Linked DNA regions of Mus musculus: region 2 is linked to region 1. The links are chromatin loops, found by intact Hi-C in ENCODE. Cell type or tissue: heart. All regions are shown on one strand.

What was found. Peaks named below come from ENCODE experiments on the same cell type or tissue, not always from the same donor. Only the 100,000 strongest peaks of a DNase experiment are listed, where the experiment ranks them.
Region 2: a loop joins it to region 1, with 24 times the contacts of the local background. A loop is called at or near these places in 10 of 42 quality-filtered maps.

Annotation. Positions count from the first base shown.
Region 1 is chr14:41,032,052-41,034,551 of GRCm38, forward strand. No RefSeq gene overlaps it. Among named protein-coding and RNA genes, the nearest start is that of Prxl2a, 19 kb to the left of the region's middle. In heart, a CTCF peak has its summit at 1,499 (motif pointing left); a DNase peak (open chromatin) is centred at 1,530; H3K27ac peaks cover 299 bases.
Region 2 is chr14:39,531,549-39,534,048 of GRCm38, forward strand. No RefSeq gene overlaps it. Among named protein-coding and RNA genes, the nearest start is that of Nrg3, 60 kb to the left of the region's middle. In heart, a CTCF peak has its summit at 1,311 (motif pointing right); no DNase peak of the experiment used is centred here.

The sequences.
Region 1 (2,500 bases):
TTTACAACAGCCATGTTGTAATTCATGTAGCATGATGCCCTTGTTAGAAGCCAGGATCACGGCACTCTTTTAACTTCCATCTCTGCTTTCAAAATCAAGCACCAAAACTACCAACCATCCAACCATCCAACCATCCAACCAACCAACCAACCAACCATCCAACCAACCAACCAACTAACCATCCAATCAACCATCCAACCAACCAACCAACCAACCAACCAACCAACCAACCAACCAACCATCCAACCAACCAACCAACCAACCAACCAACCAACCAACCATCCAACCAACCAACCAACCAACCAACCAACCAACCAACCAACCAATCAGACAACAACAAAAACCTCCATAAATTTCGATAAATTATGCAGCCTTATGCATTTTTGTTATAGAAATAGAAAAGGGATTCAGACAGAACCAAACATAAAATAATATGACTTCTTCCTCATGGGCCTCTGTTTCCTTTATAGTCCTTCTACTCATTATCTTTCTTTGCAGTTACAAATAAAGCAGATTTAAGGAGTAGTTGAACTTGATAGGTGCTCAGTAAACAATCACTGCTATTTATGAGTTGTTCGTTGCTTTGCAGTCTTGCAAATTATTGACACCTATATAAGCCAAAGCAGGGCTTTTTTTCGCCCCAGAAAATTGTATGCTAATTAAATTTCCATGAAAAAAAAAACACAAAAGGAAACTTTTTATTTAGGCCTTTAAAAGTACTTTATTCTTTGTGATTTCATACATGTATACAATACATTTTGATCATATTTATTCTCCAGTCCCCTGTGACTCTTCTAAGCCCCATCCCACATGTGATGTCTACTTCTGTTTTGGTTTGTTTTAGTAGTCCACTGAGTCCAGTTTGTGCTGTGCCTACACTCATGAGTGTGGGATCGATCATCCGCCAGAGCCCTTAGCCCTAAAGAAGGCTGATTCTCCCTCTCCTAGAAGCTATGACTGTCAGTAGCACTTAGCTAGGGCTTCTTCCTCAACGCTGGAACATATAGGCTTCTCTTGACTTCTGGCTCTTACTGCTTTCTACCCTTTCTCTTGAGTTGATCCTTGGGATATGTGTGAGTGTGTGTGTGTGCGTGCGCGCAGACTGGTTTGCGAAGTGGTTAAAAGATCTATTTCCATGAGATAGAAAGAATGAGTTCAAGAGATCTACTGTCCAGCATGCAAACTATAGTTAATCAGGTATGCATATAAGAAAATCACTAAGGAAGAGCAATAATGAATATGCTAATTATTTCTATATTTAGCCATTCCACAATGTATACATATTTCAAGTCATTATGTTGTACACTATAAATATATGTAGGTTTTGTTAAGTGAAGAAGCCAAACCAAACCAACCAAACAAACAATAACAACAACAAAAACTAACCAACCAAACAAAGAAAACCCACCACCACCACCAAAAAAAAAAAAAAAAAAAAATTCCTAGTTGCGGCAGAGGCAAGTTAAAGTCATGAAGCACTGCTGCCACCCTGTGGCTATATAACGTAAAGCAGCTGGTCTCTCATCCACAGAGAAAGTACTGGAAGGGGGGAGGGGGAGGGGCACTGGCTACTTGTAACTACAAGAACTGTCTTAAAATTACGTGAGTCCAAGAATGATGGTAAGAACTGTGGTATCATCAGAAGCTTGGGAATTCTTGGTGACCCAGGCATGTCCTTCACAGAACATTTAAGTGTCAGAGAAGCCGAGGATGAGGGCATTTCAGTGGGTTCTTTCACTGTTTAAGTGGATAAAAAAAGAACGGAAGAACGTGACAGAGAATCACATCTCCCTCCCACAGCCTAGCTTTCCCATTACACTGTGGGTAGAACGACTTTAGAAAGCTCCCAAAGGCCTGCTGAACCCCAGATAAGGACCAGCAAGTTCAAAAGTCCAAAGAGAACAAATCACACAGTGAAATATTAATACATTTGCCCTGCCCCGGGGAGGAAGAGGTTCCTAGGACTAGCAGATCCCTCACAATCCAAACAGCCTGAGAGTAATACAGAAAGGGATGCCGTCAGAGAAGTTACTCCATGATTGTCAGGTGCTGGGGCCTTCTCTTTTGTTATAAAGAGAGAGACAACATGACTAAGGCAAGTTACAGAAGAAAGAGTTTATTAGGGCTTTACAGTACAGAGGGTAAGACCATGACCATCATAGCAGGGAGCGTGGGGACAGGCAGACAGATGTGGCACTGTGGTAGTAGCTGAGAGCTCATTCACAATTCTGAGACAGAAGCAGGGAGGAAAGAAGGGAAAGAGGAAGGGAGGAGAGACAGAGAGAGAGAGGAGGAGGAGGAGGAGGAGGAGGAGAGAGAGAGAGAGAGAGAGAGAGAGAGAGAGAGAGAGAGAGAGAGAGAGAGAGAGAGAGAGAGAGACTGAGTGAGCTTGGTGTGGGCTTCTGAAACCGCAAAGCCTGAACCCAGAGACTCACTTCCTTCAACAAGGCCATACATCCAAGTCCTTCCTAAATACTGCCATCAACTTGGGACCAAACAT
Region 2 (2,500 bases), 1.5 Mb before region 1:
AGTCTTGCTCTGTAAGCCGGACATCTCTTTCCTTTACCCTGTCTTTGGTCTGAAGTCTCCTTACACAAACAAGTGAGAGTTGCTAACTGAGCCAGTAAACCCACAGAACCCCAAGAGAAAAAAAATTATAAGATGTTGCTAAAAGATGTGGTTTTGGGGGCGTTTAAAAAAACGCTAGCAATAAATAACTAGAGAGTTTGTTAATGTGCTATTTACACAAATGCCTGTCAGATGGCAGTAGGTGGGCTCTAGACAGAGTGAATGAATAGATGCTGGAGATACACAAAACTGAACACATGAAAACTTACTATTGTTCCTTTCTGTTCCTCCTGCCCACCCTGTTTCCCCAGATAACATAGTGCTCTGTGGAAGGCTGCAATGAATTCAGAACTAGCAATTTCATGCTTTATTCTTCTGATAGTCTCACATAATGATGGAATTTGCTTTGAAGAGTCTAAGCTGCTTCAACCAACATGTTTTATTTTAGGATCCTCCTTGCATTGTGCAAACAATGCTGGAATTTTGGCATTCTAAAACTCTCTACAGTTTCAAGCAGTTTATAAAGAGTCAAGTCAGTTATGCAAGGGTAGATAATCCACATGTATAGGTGCTAAAGGACATCCTTAGTTATTGAGACACACTGGGTAGAAGATGATTGGGGAAAGGTTCAACCAGAAATAAGTTTTCACATTAAAAAACTTAAAAGTAGAGGGAAGAAAAGGAAGGTAGACTTCTTACATATCTGAAGAATGATATGGCCCTCTACTTTTTAATAGAATTTTAAAATAAGTTTGACAAAATTTTCCTTACTCTGTGTAAACAAACGACTGAATAAATGATGATTCAAAACCAGTTTTATGAAGTGATGGGAAAGTCATTGCTACCTCTGACATCATCAGCTGTCCCCTAGACTTATACTGTCATGTGGACATAGCACGATGTGCTATTACAAAAGAGAAAATGTCAGTTCATTAGCTGCTTACTGAGGCTCACAAAATATATAACTGCTTCTAATTCATGTAATGTAATGGTGTTATGAAGTTCTGTGGGGAGCTGTTACTGGGATTTCTAGATTTCTACTTCTTTTGTTGTTTTTCCAGATGGCCAATTAAGGGACGATTAAAATAAAACAAGAAAGATTCTTTTCTGTTACTTTCCATGTTCTGATAGCAGGTTATTCTGTTGAAGGATACTGCTGTTTCTGAGCCTCAGGACCAAGAAGGGAAAAACAACAACAACAAAACCAAACTAAAACAAACAACAACAACAAAACCCAAAACCTTAGGGAAGCATCTGCACACACCAGCCTCTAGGGGGAGCGCAAGATCTTCTCTTGTGTGTCCTTACCCAGCTTTGCTCTCTGCCCCAAATAGCTCTTGTGATTTTCACACCAGCACTTGTTCCACTGATGCCATGCTACTGACTATCACTACAAGGTTGACAGTTTTCTTCAGCAAAAGACGTGATAATTTTCAAAGGCAAGATGGAGCTATTCAAGTATCCCCCATGAGACACATGCCTCTTGTGTCTGGAGAAGGGACAAGGTGTGTATAAAATGTGTGTATGTGAAAATAGTTGGCACCCCACAACCACTGTTCTACATATGGGGGATCAGTTTATTGTGAGCAGAACATATTTGTAAACAAACTGCTGCATTTTTATTAGAAGGTCTGTGTACATACATCTTTTTTCCCTATTAATTTATAAATAATGTTTTGCAACAAATATTGACACAGTGCTCTGATTCAATTATAGATCACATGGATAAACCCAGAGACAATTTATAGTACAAGGGATGAAAATCCCTTGCCATTATATAGCAGAGATGTGAACAAGCATGGGTTGTGTTATGTTAAGATCATTCTGGAACCATTTTCCTGTAAACAAGAAGTGGGGCTACATGCCTACACATGAGTAACTGCACAGTCTTATTTTTCTGTCACAAGCATACATGCATACACACATGCATGGTCTGTGTATCTTTCACTCATGTATATGCATGCATGCATACCTGTATTATGTATAAACCCTCAAGAATGATGTATTTTCCTCTATAATTTAAAAGTGAAGTAGTTTACTCCCAATTGAACGTCAGCTGGAATGTAACTTCTTTTTTGTAAGAGGCCATTGAAACAACTGGAGTCAGGCTAGGTAGGCACTGCATAATTCACTGGTTCACACACACTCGTGGCAGTTGTTGTCTCATTCACAAATAGTTTTTAATAATGATATGGTGTGGTGGATTTTGTTTTCGTTCATGGCCAATAAGAAAGTGCTGTGCTTCTTTACTCAGTTATTTTAACACCTCAACCAAAGGCATGTTAAAATGAGTGGGGTAGAATTACAGTCAAAGTCCAACGCATACGTGATTTTTGGAGTAACTTCCATGGATATGCATGTATATAAGTATGTATGTTTCGATGTATTACATATTTATGTATGTGTGTGTGTGTGTGTGTGTGTGTATACAAATATTTACAAGTTTGTATTTCAGAAACTA